Linked DNA regions of Homo sapiens: region 2 is linked to region 1. Evidence: read pairs that join two places in POLR2A ChIA-PET (ENCODE). Cell type or tissue: OCI-LY7. All regions are shown on one strand. Links, peaks and the distances in the headings refer to the core of each region. The heading gives the core; the rest is flanking DNA.

Region 1 (10,688 bases), core at 3,372-7,371:
AATTAAAACAAGTGTTAGAAGTCTGAGACCTAGGTGGTGGTTGTGGGAATCATAAAGGCTTGTGCCAGTCTGAATTTCCCTCCTCCTCTTTTAGATAATCATTCCATTTAAAGTCTGCAGTGGGGACACTAGAGAATGTCTTTAGGGAAGCATTATGTTCACGTTCTTTGAAAATAGAACTGTTGGTTTTTATAGACACTTCAGGGAGGATGCCGAGTATTGCTGAATGGATGTGGTTGGGGGGTGTAGCAATTGTTTTCGTGACCTTGACTTGAAGAATTTTCTTGCCTACCTTTGTCAGTGGTGGAAGATCATGACTGGGCAATTTTTAATCTCTATAGCTACAGATCCTGCCTCATGTAGATGAAAATTAGTTTTGTCTTGGCTGAATTTTAATTTGTTAGAGTAAATGAGCTGGGATGTCTGGCATTGAAATGGTGGGGTGGTGGGAAACCAAGGAGCAAGATGGCTGTTTCAGAAGGGTCAGAAATGAAGATAGGAGGCAAGAAGTCCCAGTAAGACCAATAAAGAGAGAATTCAACATCAAGGGAACTGAATTAGTCTCAAGTTATAAAAATAGAGCAGAGATGAAAGGAAGAAAACCTATCTTCTATGTGGGAAAGATGATGATATTCTGGGCAGGAAAGGATAATGAAATTTTTTGTTTGTTGAAAGGTAAGTATCTTTTTAATACACTGACAAGACTTCTAAGAGAATCAGTTAAGTTGAAAATACTTTGTTATGTTTTATAAAAATAAAAATATGATCTTAAATATGAGGGTTCTAGGCCGAATAACATTGGGAATTTATTACTCAAATTGAAGGAGAATTCAGAGTATTTTCTCTTTTGATTTATGACAGAATGAAAGATTTTAAAAGACTTTGACACCTCTGTTGAGTAAAAGAAAGGGTGTATTGAATACAATTCATTTGATGGGGGTAGGAGAAGGTTAGGATAGGCCGCAGGTGAGGTATAATATTATGCTTTAAAATAATGGCATTTTGAAAAAAAGAAAAGTGGAAATTAACATATCAAAGTTGGAAAAGCAGGAGTGGGGGAAGTATTAAAGTACCAGACAGAGAAGACATCAAAGTTGTTTTGGAAGATGAGAAAGTAGAATAATCATAGCTATAGGGAATACCAGTCAAACAGGTCAAATCCTGTTATAAAAGGTGGCACAGGTGCCACCGAATGACTTCTGCTGCCATTGTGGGAGCCACTGTTCATACTCTATGCTCCCTTCAACTTTCCTCCTTTTCTTCCTTCACTATTCTCTTTTGTCTCTAATTTCTTCCTATGCTGTGAGTGTTTCAGTGAGATCCACTTGAAGTGGATTCCTACTGTTAGACTCCTTTACAGGAAAGGTCCAGAAAGTATCTGTTTTGTTTTGTGTGTGTGTGTGTGTGTGTATGTGTGCATATGTGTATATATACATATATACATGTGTGCATATGTGTATATATGCATATATACACGTGTGTGCATATGTGTATATATGCATATATACATGTGTGTGCATATGTGTATATATGCATATATACGTGTGTGCATATGTGTATATATGCATATATACGTGTGTGCATATGTGTATATATGCATATATACGTGTGTGCATATGTGTATATATGCATATATACGTGTGTGCATATGTGTATATATGCATATATACGTGTGTGCATATGTGTATATATGCATATATACGTGTGTGCATGTGTATATATGCATATATACATGTGTGTGCATATGTGTGCATATATACATGTGTGTATGTGTGTATGTATACATATATGTATATGTGTCTATGCACATATGTGTGTATATATACATATATTTTTTGTATGATACATGTATAGTGAAGACGCTGCATCTCAGTGGCTCACTTGTCAGAAGTTTTGTTACTAATATAACAGCCACAGGGTTGTTTTCTAAGCCAGCAGAAAAATGGTTGTCATTTAAATAGGAAGTAAAATATCCAATATGGTATAAAATAAAAATGTATCACTATAAATCTTGAAACAGAGAGATAGTGGAGATAAGGCTGGATAAAGTAGCAAGCTAAGCCTTATCCTAGCCTGGGGAGAGGAACAGAGAAGATAGTGGGAGCATTGGGAGGAATATATAAATAGGATGGTCTCCAGGTTCTAGAAGAGTCTAGTAATGCTAGATCAGATAGTCACTGTATCCTGAAGCTTCTAGAAGTCTTAGAGCACATGCTGATTTTAGTCCATGTGGTCCACGAAGTCTTCTTCACCTGCCCCATCCCCTTCCTTTCCACCAGGTACATGCTTTACAGAATGTAAAGTAGCTTTTGTCCCGGAATATCAGCCAAAGGTGGTGACATTTTTTGAATGAATGACTGTCTCTTTAGGCTTATAAGTCTTTGTTATAACAGTGTTAATAGCTTATTACCTGCTTGGATATTGTCTGACTAAATTATTTTGGCAGTTAATTTCTGCTTCCCTTGTGGTTTCATTTGGATTCAAAATGTATACTTCCTGTCCTATCTTAGGTTTCATTTCTTTGCTTTCTAACAGCTGTGGTCTTCTGCCTTCATGGTAGAAGAAGCAATTGCTGAGTTTTATGTTGTTGTTTTTAATGGATGTGTTACAGTAAGATCTGGACCCACTAGTATTGCAAGTTTCATGAGGCAGTTTTGAGGTGGAGAGTGGTTCACACTTTAAAAGGGCTGGTGTGTTTTATACTTGAGAAAAATTGTTTCCTGCCTCCGGCTAGCCTTTCAAATTTTTGTATTAGTGTCATGAATGAGTGCCTGAAAGTTTAGATGGGTTAGTTTAATTGATCTTGTGTAGAGAATAAATTATAAAGCATACGTCTTGTAGATAGTGGATTATTCATCTGTTTGTAGGTATATTGGCAGATGGCCATTATATATTGCCATTAAAGTTTTGCAGTCAAGCCATATTTTAGTTTAGTTGCTGTATTGTTATGAATAGACTTATCAGCTGTCTGGGAAATTGTAACTAAGCATTTACAAGGAAATATAAGAGTGGAATTTTGGCAGGTATGTCACATGGTAAGTGACAGCTTGTAACCAGCTCTTTTTTTGTTAGTGTGTAAATGGAGCTGCTTAGGAACATTGTTTTTACTCTCCCTTAGACCCAGTTTTTAGTCAGTGGAAAGAGGAGGTGATTCTACTAATTGTCTAAGAAAATTTTAGGAATCTCAAGTAGACTATGTGGCAGCTTTGGGTTTTTTTCTTGTCTGTTTCATTTACAACAGGATTTCTCAACCTTGGCACTTATTGACGACTTGGTCCAGATAGTTCTTTGTTGTGGTGGGTTGTCTTGAGCATTGTAAGACGTTCAGCAGCATCCCTGGCCTCTATCCATTAAATGCCAGTATCTTCCCTTGCAATCGTGACAATAAAAAATGTCCACACATTGCCAGATGTCCCCTGGATTGTAAATTCACCCCCAGTTGAGAACCACTGATTTAGAAAATATATGTAGTAAAGATATATATGCACTGCATGGGTTCATTTTCTTGTTTTCTCCTCTAAGCCACAGATTGGATTTTCTTTTCAGTTTTCTTTTAGGTAGTAATAGGCTAGTTACCATAGGCAGACATTATCCATAAACATTTGTACATATTTTAATTTCTTAAATCTGTGTTCTTTTACTGGCAATTATTGAATACTTATTGTATAGAGCACAATTACCGGGGTTATGCCTTTGGCAAATTAAAAGAAAGACATTTAAGTAGCTATAATAGTAGGTCAAAGGTATTATGTAAGTATAGGCAAGAAGTTTATTCCAACAGAGGTGGAGATGGGGTGGAGAGGGTGTCTTTGAGGAGGTGAGATTTGGTTTGTACATTGAAAGATGGATGGGATTTTAATAAGTGGATATTGGGCAAATTGCCATTTCAGGCGGGAAGAACAACTCATGGCTCCTTTATTCCAAATAAGTTTTTTAAAAATTGATTCACTCACTTAATACATTGCATTAATTAGTATGCTGACCACATCTAAGTTTTTCTTAGATAAGGTAGGTTTATGGACAGAGAAGTGGTGATGTGGAAGTGGTAGTTCAAAGATTTGGTGGCTGCTGTAGGCCTCAAAAAGGGAAAAGGAATTTGGTCAGGCAGGATCCTACAGAATCCCTTCCTTTAACTGTACTCTTTAATGTTTACCATCCTTCAGGATCTTTTTTCACTTGTGTCGCTCTCTTCTTTTAAATTATTCCCTTTACCGATCTTACTTTCTGTGAACCAATCTCAATTTTCCTTTAAAAGGCCTTCCTGATCTGATTTTTCTTTTCAAGTTCTGTCCTTCTTTACCTTTGTTTTATGGCCAAGCGTTTCAAGTTTGCCCTAACCTATGTTTTTCCTTTAGTTACCATCTACTTTTCCTTAATCCCTTGCTATCAGTCCATTTTTTTCTGAGTACATTATTGAAATTACCATTTCCAAAGGTGCCAAAGACCTCACGGTGGCCAAATTCATTTACTGATTGTTTTCCTTTCCCTCAAACTCACACTTTTGTTTTCCTTCCTCTGTGTGTCCCCCTCTCTTGTATCTGTCCTTCTATCCATTCCACCAATAAACATTCAGTTTGGGCCATGCTATATCCCAGGTCCCTGGGGATAAAAAGAGACTGTGCCCTCAAGTAGTTTCACTGGGCATACAAGTAAGTACTCAATTACCAAATAGTTCATACTGGCAGTGGTATATACACAGAGGCTTTACAGGGTGTTCTGAGCTCTGTTGCGTTTAGCATCAAGATTTCATGATTCTAATTACATTGCCCATTCTTTTGAAAAATTCTTCCTACTGTTACCTTACCTGCATTTCTTCCTGCAAGCATCAAGAAGGAAGCATTGATCTGGGGCTTTAAGCACCATCTGCTACTTTCTGTGTGGGCTAACAACTTAACATTTCTGTGTCTTGATTTCTTTATTTGTAAAACGGAACATTGATCTCCTAAAATTGCTGTCAGTGTTAACAAAGGTTTACATGTGTTTAACAAATTCTGGTTCTTTTTCAGGTTCTTTACCACCTGTCCCCCTGCCAATTAATCTTTGCGTTGCTTCTATATTAATAGTCTTGAAAAAGTATTTGTATATGGCTTTCACTTCCTTAAACTCATTTATCTGGTATTGTTGGCCTTCCATAAAATGACCTGCACCTACCTCTGCCTCATGATATCTTCTTACTCCCTGATAGAAACCAACTGCCTTAGCCAGAGTAATCTCATTGTTTTCTAATCATGGCATATGCATTCCTGCTTAAATCTCTCTTCCCATGTCATTTCCCATGTGGGAAGTGCCACACTGTACTAGCTTAGCTTAAACTTCACCTTCTTTTGTGAAGACTTCCTTGTGTACTCTGGTGATTTCTGCATTCTTTAAACTTTGTAGCATTTCCTGTATCTTAGTCATTTGGTACTTGTAATTTCTTAATTTTGTAATGATCTCTTTTTTTATATGTGACTTATCTCTGCAGCTAGACTAAGTATGGTTGAGACCATGTTTCAGCATCTTTTAAATGTACAGTGTACATAATTGGTGTTAAATAAAATTGTCATGCTTTTGTTTTGTTTTTGCAAAACATTTAGGACTATTTACCGTATGCCAGTGCTAGGCTCTGAGAATATAAAAATGAACCGATACTTACTCTTTAGGATAGTGGCTCCTGAGGGAGACAGATGTGGCACAAATATTTCAATATAATGTAGTAAATACAGTGTGAAATGTTTTCAAGGAATTCCATGAGTGTACTAAGGGAAGTGGAACTTTTCCTGCATAGGAGGTTTAGGGAAAGCTTCTGGAGTTGAACACCAGAGTTCAGTTTTACTTATTTTTTTATTTTTCTCAGAGACAGGATTTCGCTCTGTTGCCCAGGCTGGTTTTGAACTCCTGGCCTTAAGTGATCCTCTTGCCTCAAGTGATCCTCTTGCCTCAGCCTCCCAAGTTGCTTAGATTTATAGCCATGAGCCACCATTCCCTGTGGGCTGAATTTTAAAAGGATGAGCAGGATTAGCCAGGTAAAAAAGAAGAGTATAGCAGGCAAAGAACAAAATGAGTAAATGCCTCAGTGCAGTGTGTTTGAAGAACTCTAAAAGAATCCTGATACTAGGAATGACTGAGTTTGGTTGATGTAAACATTATGATCAGATTGAGACTACCAGTCACATTAGGCCATATAAATTAGAGATTTTGATTAGTCCATATCTCATTCTGCATTTTTTTGTGTGGGGGTGGGGGGTCTAAGGTTTTTTTCAGTGAACCTGGTCATTAATCTTAAGGGAGCAGTTTATATTTGAGTAGCTGGTGTGTGTTATGCACATTCCTACTGGAATAGGGAGACACAAGAGAGAAAGATTTATATAATGCCTACAGTACTTCCTCTTGAGATATGTAAAGATTTAGATTTCCTCCCCCTACTTTTGTAAGTAGCCTCATCTTAGGTAAAAAAAAAAAATAGCTATTTGGAACATTATTAAATGATTACGTGGGAAATGATGACAGTGTTAGTGAGTACAGTAGTCCTCCCTTAATTATGGTTTTAGTTACCTTGTGGTCAATGGTAACTAAAAGTAGGTGGTCAGAAAATAGGTGAGTACAGTACAATATATTTTGAGAGAGTGAGAGACCATGTTCACATAACTTATTATAGCTTATGTCATAATTATTCCATTTTATTATTAGCTATTGTTAGTCTCTCACTGTGCCTAATTTATAAGTTAAACTATCATAGGTAAATCTGTATAGGAAAAAAGTGGTATATATAGTGTTTGTTACCACCTGAAGTTTCAGGCATCCACAGAGTCATCTCCCATGGATAATGGAGGACTAATGTACATGTAATTCTGAAAACAGCTTTGGGCTAATAGGACTTCATTTATAGAATCCTCACCTTGAGATAAGGAGGTAGAATGGAGGTAGAGTTGTGGGAAGGAGAAGTTCTACAGCATTAGGGGGAAATATCAGAAATCTTTAGTTACTAAGGTTAAGTGAAGTGTCTTTGGATTTAACTTTTTCAAGTCATAAAGAAGAAAAACTTTGCAGACCCTTTGATGATTAGTGTTTTGTTCTCACAGTTCTTGATGGCATTTTCCTACTGTTGTGTCTTGTCTTAAATGACAAGCATGATTCTGAAAGTCTGTTATAACTGCTATATTGCATTAATATTCTCATCTGTTTCCCAAAACTCTTTGGGTTCTTTTCTCAGATCGCAGAAGTTGAGTTCTTTTTCTTTCCTTCTCCTTCCCAAAGACATATAATAGTATTTCAGTGCTGTGTTAGTTGGGATACAGTATAATGGATGTGTCTGTTTTACTAATACTGCCTCTTAGAAAGGTTACGAATTATTTACTTTTGTATCAGGTGATCACCTAACCAGATTATCTTTGAGATACTGTACAGTAATGAGATAATTAGTAGTGAGGTAATCAAAGGAAAATGCAACTGGAAGATGGTATTCAAAGAGAAAAATGAGTTAAAGACTGCTTACTTGAAATTTTTTTTATTACTGGTGAAAAAAGTAAAAAAGCATAGTGTTGAGAGAACCACCATAGGATAAATTTGGACATTAAAGAGTGTCTTAGGACATCTGCAGAATTTTGTGTGTGTGCATACATACAACTTGTGTAATATATTATGAGGTGAAATTTTTGTACTTTTAACATCTAATTCTATGAAATCATATTCCTCAATTTCTGTTTAAGTAACCAAAATGACAGTATTATACCTTGTCTGAAATAATCATTAGTTTTGTTTTTTGATGAAAAAAGGTTAGACCATTTTAAGAACCACAACTCAAATAATAAGGCATACTGGCCATAAATTCTGGTTTATGAAAGGAAAATAATGTAACAGATTAATTGCTTTCTGGTTTTCTAATGTAATATATTAATTTGGTTGTTTAAACGCATACACAGGTCTTTTTGGCTCCCTAAGACAGCGGCACGGCATAGCAAGTTGAATGAGCCAAGGAGTTTGAATTAAGACTGGCTTAATTTGTATTTTGGTTGTCCTGAGTTCAGATCCCTATTATATACTAGCAATGTAACCTTGAAGCTCTCTAGTTTTTTACCTTGGCTACCTGTAAAATGACCATGGTAGAATTACTAGGAGAATTACATGAGAAGATAGACACAGTATAATCCCTCCATAGCCGTGGGAGATTGGTTCCAGGACCCCCACAATACCAAAATCTGTAGGTGCTCCTTTATATAAAATGGCATAGTACTTGCACATAACCTGCATACATTGTCTACTCTAAATCATCTCTAGATCACTTACAATATGTAATACAATGTAAAAGTTGTTACACTATATTGCTTTTTAATTTGTATTTTAAAAAATTGTTATTTTTTTCTGAAAAAAAATTTTTTTTTTTTTTTTTGGTCTACAATTGGTTGAATCCATGGATGAGGAACTCACCGATAGAGGGCCAGCTCATACCACAATAACCCTCATGCTTTCTGCTTTTTTGTTACCTGTGCTGTTTCTTTATACCTGAAATAACAATTAGTCTTTCCACTATTTTTGGCAGCTGATTTGAAGCTACAAGTGATGGCAGTTCTCAAGAATGTGTCACCAGGAACAATTCTCTCTCCCTTTAAATGCTAACAGGGAATTGTTAGCATTTCCTTTGTATGAGGGTTACTTGCTTTTGTGTTGGATTTGGGAGAGGTGTGCAGTATATCCTGATGTGGCCATATAGGTATATCCTTTAATATTAATCTTTGTGAAACTTAGGAGACTCCTGAGTTAATATCCTTTATCTAAAAATTTTTTGGTATGTGATTTTATTATTTTATAAATAATGTTTTTAGTAATCATTTTGACCTGTTGTTTGAAAGGCTTATTATACTCTTAGACCATCTGCCATATAGCTTCTGGGTTAGCTTCCATTCGCATGTAATCTGGCATACACTGACATACCTTTTCTTTTTTCAGTTCTGACATTGAGGCTTGTATAGACTAGCAATAAGGAATAACTTCACAGAGAGGCTGTTTGTTTGTTCTTTTGACATGATTGTTAGTAGTAATAGCCAGCACTTTTATGTTGTGCCAGACAGTATTCCAAATATTGTGTGTTTATTAACTCTTTGAATAGTAGATGTATACTATTATTGCTCTGTTACACAGCTAGGCAAACAGGCATAGGAGACATACATGCAGAAAGTGGCAGAGCTGGGTTTTGAACCTAGATATCAGGCTGATTCTATCTGTATCTGTATAGTTTTATAATCTTATTTGCTTAGGATTGTATGATTTTATTTTTATTTTATTTTTGTTTATATAAAACATAATGTAATATGTAGAATTATAAACATATATAATCTGAACACTCTTCTCATCAGTGTCAACCTTCCTAATGCACTTTTTCTTTGTAGATAATAAGCGGGAAGTGGGCCGGGTAGTTTTGCCAAAAAACTTACTTAGGGGAGATAAGTTTTTCTTGTATATTTGAAATTAATTCATTTAGATTGCTTTATCTTACTGACTAGTTGACCTGCTATTCCTCCCTTATTATAGCTGTTCTTTCTGCAGGTTTTGTCTTTAGTTAGTATCACTACTTAGATACAGTTTATTTCCTAGAACACTGGGGAATATTGAGAACCAGCTATTATGGGGGAAAATAACTTTGACCTATCAGGGCTAATAGTACAAGTAGTGAATGACTTGCCAGTTTTTGTGGATAACTTCACTGCAGAAGATTTGGATTCCATTTTCCTCACTGACTTGGTTATTACATAGAGATGTTTAGGTGCCAGCTTCTGACACTGAGGATTATAATTTTGCATGTATGAAATTTAAATCTTGGATAATAACTTGCTTCTAAAGGAAAATTCAATGTAACTTTTAAAAAGTAACAGATTACTAAAGCTATACTTTATATGTGACCTGATATCTTTGAATTTAATGTTTACCCTTGGAAATTTATTGTTACCTGAAATTGAGACAGCAAGACTGTGGTTAACTAGGAAAAGGGACAGCTTTCCTTTACTCACTTCCCAGTCTTAATTTCTTTCTTTCATATGACTTTACATTGCTCTTGAAAATTTCCTTCTTCCAGAAAGTCTTTCTTTGGATCATCTTAGAATTTTCTCAGGTAAATGAGTAGATGTTTCTCTTTTGTGTGTGCACCATGTTGTTCTCATGTTGTCATTTAAGAGGAGGGCTTTCTCTTAATTATTTTGGGACAACCTTAGAACCATACTGACACCCAGTAAATGTTGGCTAATAATATATGAGATTGCACTTACTGCAAACATTTTGAATTACGTGAATTTCTCAGAGTAATTGACATATTCAGTCTTCAAGGAATGGTAGAGTCTGAATAATTAGTACTATTCTTCATTGTTACATAAAACCAAGCACACTTGACTTAAGCAATGAAAAGAAGCAAAAACTGTATAAACTGTGTCACAGGCCTTTTTTTTGTGTGTGACGGATTCTTACTTTGTTGCCCAAACTGGAGTGCAGTGGTGCCATCTCGGCTCACTGCAGCCTCCACCTCCTGGGTTCAAGCGATTCTCCTGCCTCAGCCTGCTGAGTAGCTGGGATTACAGGCGCCCGCCACCACGCCTGGCCGATTTTTGTGTTTTTAGTAGAGATGGGGTGTCACCATGTTGGTCAGGCTGGTCTCGAACTCCTGACCTCGTGATCCACCTGCATTGGCCTCCCAAAGTGCTGTGATTACAGGCGTGAGCCAC
Region 2 (10,688 bases), core at 3,425-7,424, 120 kb after region 1:
TCTAGTCATAGAGCCAGGGATCTCTTTTACATGTGTTCAAAACTCCGTGGGTCTTTTTCTTTAGGAAGATTCCTGTCTCAGGATAGTTTTTGTGTGTGTTTCCCAAGCCAGTGAGTATCTAAGGGGAAATGATGCTCTAACAAGACAGTTACTGATGTTGAAGGAGTAGAAACTGATCACGTCATTGTACAAAAAAGCGGAGGGGGCACAGAAGAGTTAGAAATCTACCCCCTATTTAGCAGAACAGAATTTTTTAAAAAAATTTAGATTCAGGAGGTACATGTGTAGGTTTGTCACGTGGTATATTGCAGGATGCTGAGGTCTGGACTTCTATTGATCCTGTCACCCAAATAGTGAACATAGTACCCGATAGGTGGTTTTTCAACTCTTGCCCACCCGTCTCCTTTCCCACTTTTGGAGTCCCCAGTGTCTATTGTTCCCATCTTTGTGTTCATGTATACTCAATGTTTAGCTACCACTTATAAGTGAGAACATGCAAGATTAGATTTTCTGCAAAACAAAATTTTTAAAGATTCCCTTTTGCTTTCCCTGTAGTGTCCCTAACGACCGTGTCTGGACATACAATAACTATTTGCTGAATCACTGAATGAATGAACAAGTGAAGAGTGGACATCTGTTAGGGTATATGCCTGTCTCTTCTCTGGGACCTGCCTGTGTAATCCATAGAAGGATGGTAGGCCCTGTGGCCACATTTGTACTGCCTGAGTCCTGGCTGGTTGGACCCTGGTGGGCATCTGACAAGCTGGCCTCATTAGGTTATGTCTCCTGTGATTCAGGATTTAGGACTGAGAGGTGTATAAACCTAGGAGCTGCAGTTCTATCATGCTGTGCCCTGAGGCCCCGGAAAGCAGAGGAAGCCAGACTACTCAGAGAGAATGGAACAGATGCCCAGCGAGGAGCAGAGACAAGAGACACAGAAACTTTTCAGTCTCCGGTTCCAGCCTTTCCTGAGCCCCATCCAAATTCCTGCCCCAAGCTTAGACCCTTGCAATAAATTTCAGTGTTTGCTTAAGTTTGCTGTAATTAGTTTTGTTGTATGCCAAAAAATAGACTTGACTAATACAAAGTGAAAAATAGATGTAAGCCCCAGGCCCAAGACTCTAAAATAATCAATTGCTAAAGAGAGACAGGAGATTCTCAGAAACAAACATAACCATGTGTTACTCAGGAATACGGAGATGAGGGAAGTGGGGAGGCAATGAGACTCCCCAGAGAACGCTCTGAGGAGGCCAGACATGCACAGATGATGGAAGCCATGGCTTCTGACCAAGGAGAAATCCAAATGCTTGGCAGAGATCAAAGGCAGAGTATAAGGAAAGACAAAGCCCAGAGTGAGCTGAGGCTGCATAAAAAAAAAAAAATTACTAAGGACAGCACAAAGGTCTTTTTAGTATCAGAGAAAGAAGAGCAGGGAGAGGGAGAGTCATGGCTTGGTGGAGATGGTGTCATTTTCACAGATGTCAGAGTGAAAGCAAAACTGCTCAGCTCCTATTTTGCTTCCAGCTATACAGATAATTGAAGACCCAGATAGAGGATGGTGAGAAAGTTGCTAGCTGCTTTAAAGAAATTCATTTTATCAAATGTAGACTCGTTAAAAACCAGGAATCGATAGAATTTGTAAGTGTGATCCCTAAAATCTTATCAGCATTGAGATTCAGGAAGCCAGGATGTATGGGCAAGTATGAGTCCAGTCTTCTAAAAGCTGTGAATTCTAGAAGTGGTATCAAAGACTTATGGGCTGAGCCCTAGAAATAATTATAAAATACAGATTATTAAACAAAGGCACTTACAAACCAAAAGGAAGCTATTACATTTAGGAACTAGCATGAGTTTACTCAAAATAAGTCAGGTCAAAACAAACTCTTGACCAGGTACAGCGGCTCATGCCTGTAATCCCAGCACTTTAGGAGACTGAAGTGGGAGGATTTACTTGAAGTCAGGAGTTTGAGACCACCCTGGGAAACATAGCAAGATCCCATCTCTACTAGAAAAAAAAATTAGCTGGGTGTCAAGGTGAGCACCTGTAGTCCTATCTAATCAGGAGTTTGAGGCAGGAGGATTGCTTGAGCCCAGGAGTTTGAGGCTGCAGTGAACTATGATTGCACCTCTGTACTCCAGCCTGTAGACAGAGACCTTGTCTCTAAAAACAAAACAAAACCAAACCTCTTTTTCTTTCTTTCTTTCTTTCCTTCTTTCTTTCTTTCTTTCTTTCTTTCTTTCTTTCTTTCTTTCTTTCTTTCTTTCTTTCTCTTTTCTTTCTTTCTCTTTTCTTCCTTCCTTCCTTCTTTCTCTCTCTTTCTTTCTTTCTTTCCTTCTTTCTTTCTTTCTTTCTTTTGAGATGGAGTCTCGCTGTGTCACCCAGGCTGGAATGCAGTGGCACTATCTCTGCTCACTGCAACCTCCACCTCCCGGGTTCAAGCAATTCTCCTGCCTCAGCCTCCCAAGTAGCTGGGATTACAGGCGAGCACCACCACGCCTGGCTAATTTTTTGTATTTTTAGTAGAGACAGGGCTTCTCCATGTTGGCCAGGCTGGTCTCAAACTCCTGACCTCAGGTGAAACGCCCACCTCAGCCTCCCAAAATGCTGGGATTACAGGTGTGAGCCACCGTACCCTGCCCTCTTTTTCTTTTTTTGAGAGGATTTTCCTGGTAGGTGAATTGGGAAGGTGCCATCTACCAATATCAGTAAGATATTTGGCCAAGATATTCCTTAGACAATTTACTTGGCTAAATATTATGTTCACTGAATCTTCTTAACATATTAATGTCACCTTGTGCTTTTAACCTTTCTATAAACACCTTGAATCAGATTCACAAATAGCTCAAAGTTTGGAGAGAGAGTATCAACATGTACATCAGAATTAAAATATTTCTTGACTCATATAGATTCACAAAAGCTCCAAATGGAGTTTGATAAAGACAAATGTAAAGATCGGCTCCTAAGTTTAAAAACCCAACTGCCCAAACATCGGAAGATGACAATTCTTGACAATTCTTAAAAGCAGTCCATCAGAAGAAGGCCTAGCCATTTGGATTGACTGCAAGCTCAGTATGAGTCAACAAAATCATGTGGTTGCCAAAACAGCTAATGCAATCTTAGGCTGCATTAACAGAAGTGCACCCAACTCTTGTGTCAGATGGTTCTTGACTCAACAACCTGCCCTAGCCAGAGACATGGGTAATCTCTCTATTGGCCAGAGCAGGAAACTGGCACCATTCCCCAATTCAAAACAAGCTCTCAAAGATTGTCTTCTGTTCATAGCAACTATTATCTGTCATCCAGGGCTCTCGTTCTGAACTGACCAGTGTTCCCATCCATTTCCCCAGAACTCTTGGCTCAGATTAGAAGACATTGTCTAGAAAGTCTTTATTTCAGTCTTTTTTTTTTCATCTGGTCACAGTTCAACTACCAACGCAGACATGGCTTGCACATTCTCCACCAAGAGACACAGGCTCTTCACTCTGGGGCTTAGACTCTTTTCTGGGTTTCAGGACAGTCAGCAACATGGCCTTCATCAGCAGATCATCTGACAGAAGAGCCTCCCAGAATGATGGGTTCCTTCACTTCCTTCTCAGCACTAGGGTTGGGCTTAGCTTGTCCAGGACTTTCACCTACTTGAGAGGTTGACAGCACACACCAGGGCCATCATCCCACTGACCGCATCAGAGCTGTGGTTCCCCATGCAGGGATATATACCATCAAGAGCTTGCGAGATCATTTGAGGCACTACATGGACACACATTTTTATCATAATATTTATTGTTTTACTTTAGTTCCTTAATTTTTTTGGAAAAAGAATATATTCACATGGTTCAAAAATTAACAAATACAAAAAATTTTCCTCCTCTCAGTGTCAAACTCTTCCTGCCCATCAGAAACCACTTTTATTAGTTTCTTGGTATTCTTCCCTCAGAGAAGATTTTAAGCATATGCAAATGCAGACCCTCTGTCCCCTCCTCTTCTACGCACATATCATTAGAGGTAAAGTTCTGCTTCTCACTCTTTAACAACAGTCTCTTATCAGTACATAGAAAGCTTCCTCATTCTTTGTTTATGGCTGTGTAATTTTCTGTCGTATAATGAGTGCCCCATTTTCCAATTCCAATACAGTGTCTCCAATTGTATACTATCATCATATTGTGAGGAATGTTCTTGTATATACATCATTTCACACGTCTGTAAACATATTTATAGGATAAACTTATAGAATTAGAATATCTGAGTCACAGTGTTTATTTATTCTAATGTGCATTTTTTTAAAAGTATAACTAGCACACCAAATCCACAATTTCATTATTAGCATTTTTTATAATGAGGGTAGGTTTTAAAATGGTGAATCAGGCTGAGCACGGTGTGTCATGCCTGTAATCCCAGCACTTTGGGAGGTTGAGGCGGGTGGGTCACGAGGTCAGAAGATCAAGACCATCCTGCCTAACACGGTGAAACCCCGTCTCTACTAAAAATACAAAAAAATTAGCTGGGCATGGCGGCGGGCACCTGTAGTCTCACCTACTCTGGAGGCTGAGGCAGAAGAATGGCGTGAACCCAGGAGGCGGAGCTTGCAGTGAGCCAGGATCGTGCCATTGCACTCCAGACTGGGCGACAGAGAGAGATCTGTCTCAAAAAAAAAAAAAAAAATTATGAATCAGTGAGAGAGAAATATTAAGCAAATCTCAGCATTGGTGGTTTGAAAATATGGCTAAAAATTATGAAAGTAGTAAGTAAAGGGCTGGAGTTTGAGAAACACTGACCTAGAACAGAATTATCACATTCCCTACCAGAAGCTCCTAAAGTCTGTATTTCTTACAGGGTTCAAAGTTGTCATAGGTAGGGTACCGGGAAAGAGAGAGCTTTGAGTTAAGGGATTTGGGTTTGAATCTTGATTTTCCTCTAGCTGGCTGTGAGTCTTGCAGCCTCATTTTTCTTATGTGGAAAGGTGTGTTGCTTGGTGGCTATTATAATTCAGCCAGTCTGAGTGAATTTGGGGAAGAAAGAGAAGTCAGAATCTTTGTTCTGGCTAGCACCTTTCCCTTTCAACATGCCTTCTCCATAAACACATTTATGATGGCAGCCTGAAATTAAGCCAGATACAGTATATAATCATGTGTGTGACCTGTGCAGTCACACAGGGGCCCATGCTTAGAAAGTCCCCACCCTTGCTTTCTTTGCTGTCACCATCTTAAAATTCTTAATAATTCAGAATAAGAGGCCCATATTTTCATTTTGCATGGAGACCCTGCAAATTCTGTAAGCACTCACACATGGCCTCCTCCCTCCTATCATCCACCTCCACCTACCAACTGCCTCCTATTGCTCTTGAAGGTTACTGCTGTGTGAAGCCTCCCACCCTTGGGGCCATCTAAGGAAGCTAAAGCTTGGTCACTTCTGCTGTGGTCTGGAGTCCCCTCTGCTGACACCATCTGTCCCAGTGCTATCTCTCTCATGGCCTTCTCTATAGGATGCTCTCAATGTCACTCAGGAGAGTGGCTTTGGGAGGCTAGTACCAACTTCCCCTGGGTATTCTGGGGGGTCTTCACTGATCAGAGCCTGGGTCTGGAGGCACCTTGGTGATGTTTTTCCCCATTAGGCCCCTGAGCTCTATGGAAGCACTTAACTGCCTGTTCCCCGCTTATTCTGTGTTTAGACCAAGGAAGCAACATGCCTGGGGTCTGAAATCCTGGATTCAAATCCTGACTGTGTTTTGTGCTACCCGAGTGAACTTTCACAAGTCCCTCCAATTCTCAAAAGCTTCAGTTTCCTCATCTGCAAAGTGATTATAGAGCAATGCCTAACTTGCTGGTTTATTGTGAGACTGAAATTTATGACAGAAAAATGAGCATAGCCTTTGTTTGTTTCATGGGGTGTTAGTCCTCTGTCCTGACATTCCCACCTCCTACTCCAGGCTGACTTGAGCGAAGGGTTCATAGAGTGCTGGGTACCACCTCCTCAGCTGGCCTGTGGACACTCAATTCCACCTCTGTCCAAACTCCAAGCAGTTTTCTCTCAGCTGCAGTTTGCTCTGTAGCCATTTCATCCTTAGAATTCCTAGCACGCAAAAGGTTTGCAGAATAGTTCATCACACTGCAGTACTATTAAAGCCATATAGTTCATGACATAGTCCAGGGTCATTAAATGCTGTGGAAGTCCCCTTTCACACAGAACACTGGACTTTCTACTTTAGAATTGATTGTCATTTGTCACTAAACAGTTTCTCATACTTCTCCGCCTCCCTGTTTGGATTGTCTGCTTAGTACAATCTGCTTAGTAAGTGGACATCTCTTTTTTTTTTAATGGAGTTTTGCTCTTGTTGCCCAGGCTCGAGTGCAACAGCATGATCTCGGCTCACTGCAACCTCTGCCTCCCAGGTTCAGGCGATTCTCCTGCCTCAGCCTCCCAAGTAGCTAGGAGTACAGACAGGCACCTGCCACCACGCCCGGCTAATTTTTGTATTTTTAGTAGAGACGGGGTTTTACCACGTTGGCCAGGCTGGTCTCGAACTTCTAACCTCAGGTGATCCGCCCGCCTTGGCCTCCCAAAGGGCTGGGATTACAGGCGTGAGCCAACGCACCCAGCTGTGGACATCTCTTTATTATATCCACTGCTTTTCCAGATTCTCTCTTGCTCTCTCCTTCCACTTCTGTCCGCTGGGACGTAGAATGGTGGAAGGAAGATGGGGGAGAGGTGTCCTGAATTCTAGAGAAGTGGTTTCTAGCAGAGCAAAGAAACATACAAGAAGCTATTGCAATATTTCAGGCAAGAAATAATGCTAAGGCAGCCACAGGAAGAGAGGATGGATGTGGATAAATGCCAAATACAATGTGGCATTTCACATGGAGACAAAGGAGAGTGACTGGGAGGCTGGTGACACCCGTGACTGCCACAGGAAATGGAGTGGTAACCTCATCCACCCCTACACTTTCATACAAGTGACTCTCAAGGCATGCTTCTGGCCATATTGTCTCCCGAGAGCAGAAATCTGAAGACAACTGATATGGCCTTTAATAAATGGGGACTGAACTTTGGGGAGGCCCTAATTAAAGACAGCTGGAGCCCTGGGGAAAAGGAGCCAGTGGAGACTGTGGGAAAATGTCAGAGAGGCAGGAGGAAGGTGAGACCACTGCGGTCAGCCACATCTGACTCAGCTCTTCAAGGAGGGAGGTGGACGGTGCGGAGAGCTGCTGGAGGGGAGGGGAAGCTGAAGACCATGATGACGTCATGGCCGAGCTGGGGCAGTGGGCAGAGGAGGCGGAAGTCAGGTTGTGAAGAGCTGAGGAGATAGTGGGGGCTGAGAGGATAGAAGGGCTGGATGCTCTCCCTGAACTGTGAAAAGGAAGAAATCATGCTGCCCACAGGTGGAGTAGCCCAGGAGAAGGGCAACCCTGGGTCTGCAGCCCCCGCCCCTCTGCCTCTGTGTCTTCCTCACACTGGGCTCCCAAGCCTGTGTAGGCTTGAGTCTTTCTGAAACTTTGGTCAGTCTGTGGTAACACCTTTCCCATGATGAAACATGTTTTTTCTTCCCCTTTCTGCATCTTCATTAGTTGCCTTCCTCCTAAACAGAACTCGGCAGCTAAATTAGGCCAAAACCCCAACTCATTTCCAACAAAGTTCACCAAATAAGCTGAGAAATCTCTACGGCCTCACAGGAGTCAGTGTCAAGTCACAGGGACTCAGGGGCTCTTCAGACCCCAGCTGCACGGAGCCGAGGTCTGAGGTAAAGAAGCAGCCATGTTCCACATGCACTTCCCCTCTTCCGGACACAGAAGTTAGGATGTAGGACGTGCCTCAAAGGCAGTGTGGATGTGGAGAGGAAGTGATGGCTGCAGCCAACCAGCGTTAAGTCCTCCCCAAATAGGTGTGCGGAAGTGGGAAGGGCACACGTCTACCCATGTTCTCTCTTTACTTTAGAGAAGGCTGGGGAACAGAAGGCTGAAACCAACTGTGTGCAGAGTTCTCAGGCCTCTGCCAAAAATGAGCAGGACCTGCCCGACACCTTCTCCGCTACAACCTCTTTTTCTACTGTCACTGCCCATTGTCATGGTGGCTCCCCAAAGGTGAGCCTGAGTCCATATTTGCAAGCTTTGCCCTGAAGACAATTATATATCTGATTGCTGTGGCTGCAGAGGCTTAGAATCCTTCAGGGGCAGGAGAGGTCCTGGCAGTAACAGTTATTCTCTATAAGTTCTTATGTGCCAAGAAAGCTCTGAAGTGCTTGATATGCATCATTTCATTTGTTCCTTACCCAAATCCATTGATAGTAAAAGAAGCTAATTCTTAGGTTAAGTATTAATCACTTGTTTAAGGTTACAGACCTCATAAATGATGAGGATTAAACCCAGGTTTGTCTGACTCTAAAGCCAATCTGTGCTCTGTAGAGAAGAGGGAAAGAGAAATTGCCACCTCCCCAGCATTTCATTGAATCTAAATACATTTTATTTTTTTCTTTCCTGGAATCCAAAGCATGTCAAAGACATTTCAGCCATAAACCTGGTTATTTTTTCCTATTAAGAACAAACATGATGGGCCAGGCACAGTGAGTGGCTGACCCGTGTAATCCCAGCACTTTGGGAGGCCAAGGCAGGCAGATCACTTGGGCTCAGGAGTTCAAGACCAGCCTGGGCAACATGATGAAACCCCGTCTTTACAAAAAAATACAAAAATTAGCCGGATGCAATGGCATGTGCCTGTAGTTACAGCTACTCAGGGGGCTGTGGCAGGAGGATCACCTGAGCCTTGGGAAGTTGAGGCTGCAGTGAGCCGTGGTGATCCTGCCACTGTACTCCACCCTGGGCGACAGAGACCTTGTCTTGAAAAGCAAACAAGCAAACAAACAATAAAAGCAGAGATGCTATTCTGCCTAGGGCAGGGAATGACTTGGCCCTTAGAAGTGTTCTAAAATTCTGATCCATGACCTGATAGACCCAAACCCTTCTACTGACACAAGTACAAAAGCTGTCATTTCTTGAGGGTAGCAGGGACTAAGGCCAGAACTTGGCAACTGGGGAAGAGGTTGGGAGCAGGAGAAGTCAGCATGAGAGCCTGCTAGGGCACATTGTATCTTGAGGGACTTCATACTTGAATTCACAGCCTTGCCTCCTAACATTTAAAAGTTTAAATAAACTAGAAATGTTTCCTTACCATGGGGACCAAAACAAGTTTCTGTAAAGGTAAATACATGTAAAAATAAATACAAAATAGCCATGGATATGAAAGCATGGTTAAGGAAAGCATGGATATGAAAGCCATGAAAGCATGGATAAGGAGGGACTCCTTTTAAAAATGTCCAAGACATTTGGAATTTGGAGTTCCTGGCATGGTGCTGTGTTTTTCCTGTTTGAGCTGTGGTGCTGGCCTCCTAAGAGCTCACCCCATTGCCTCAGCCTCAAAGGTGCTGGCTGAAGGGAGCTGGGCCTGTAGCTCCATCCATGCTGTCAGTGAGCTCCCTGGACCTAACTGCCTTTTCAAATCCCATAGGGCCACCTGCACGTTCCCAGATTTCTTCCCTGGCTTGGGCTGGGACATCTTGACAGAAAGGTAGGCAGCGGGGGGCAGGTGTGCCTAGCACTTTGGGAGGCTGTAATCTCAGCACTTTGGGAGGCTGAGGCAGGAGGATCACTTCAGCCCAGGAGTTCGAGACCAGCCTGAGCAACAAAATGAGACCCTGTCTCTACAAATAAAAAATTAAAAAAATTAGCCCAGTGTGGTGGCACACACCTGTAGTCTCAGTTACTTGGGAGGCTGAGGTAGGAGGATCTTGTAAGCCAGGGAGGTTGACGTTGCAGTGAGCCATGATTGTGGCACTACACTCCAGCCTGGGCTACAGAGTGAGACCCTGTCTAAAACAAACAAATAAAAGACAAAAGAAAATCTAGGCAGAGGATCTGATTGTCCTGCTCTTTAATAGTAGGACTGGAGTTTGGTGCCTTCTAGCTTTCCCGAGATTATTTGTGAAACTACAAATAAAGTCCTGCTAATGTAATTTGCCAAAGCCACATAGAGACACTCAACTACTTAGATTTTCTCTGCCTGAGGAAGAAGCAGATGAATCTTGGCACCCTGGGACTTTCATTTTAACTCTCTGGAAAAAATCTGTGTCATCTGCTGATGTTCCCACTGAGCTGTTTTCAGATTCTAGGTTCTAGAGCAAACTGGGTACCAGCTGGACACCCAGACACACAGTGGGGTTGGCCTACCGGGCCTGAGGAAGAGCACCGCACAGTTCACAAACAGGAAATGTCCTTTTGCAGAGGACTTTGGTTTTTTTTCAAGATAGAGTTCTGAGGAAGAAAAAAATGTGTTTAGTTGACCATGAAGTAGCTTTAAATATCAGATACTACCTACTCAATTCAGGTAACTAATTAACAAATTGGCTCTTTGTTATATCTTTAGGCCAAATGGTCATGCTTTTAAGTTTAGCAATTCAAGGTCTAGCAATTCCTTCATTTTGTTTATGCAAAATTCAAAATGCTGTATCTGTGAATTAATTATTAATATTAATATCTTCTAAACTACATTGTGATCATTTTCTCATCAGTCCTTATTCTCACTGTTGTTTTAACTAAGAAAAGGAAAAGGAGAACTGAAATCTAGGGTTGATGGCAAACTTAGTTAAGTCTTCAAATCATTACAAAGCACCAATTCACATTTGGCAGTGGTCTCTTGAGCAAAG

The links. Peaks named below come from ENCODE experiments on the same cell type or tissue, not always from the same donor. Only the 100,000 strongest peaks of a DNase experiment are listed, where the experiment ranks them.
Region 2: POLR2A ChIA-PET joins it to region 1 with 7 read pairs; 7 of 35 experiments call an interaction of 5 or more read pairs at or near these places.

What each region holds. Positions count from the first base shown.
Region 1 is chr1:183,476,010-183,486,697 of GRCh38, forward strand. All of the region lies in intron 1 of SMG7 (SMG7 nonsense mediated mRNA decay factor), which reads left to right. Among named protein-coding and RNA genes, the nearest start is that of SMG7, 8.9 kb to the left of the region's middle. RefSeq lists an enhancer at 4,912-4,991. In OCI-LY7, for the core only: no CTCF peak of the experiment used is centred there; a DNase peak (open chromatin) is centred at 5,052; H3K4me3 peaks cover 3,908 bases; H3K27ac peaks cover 4,000 bases.
Region 2 is chr1:183,597,214-183,607,901 of GRCh38, forward strand. It overlaps a transcript of NCF2 not described here. Among named protein-coding and RNA genes, the nearest start is that of NCF2, 12 kb to the left of the region's middle. RefSeq lists enhancers at 2,177-2,676, 7,021-7,315, 7,467-7,556. In OCI-LY7, for the core only: no CTCF peak of the experiment used is centred there; no DNase peak of the experiment used is centred there.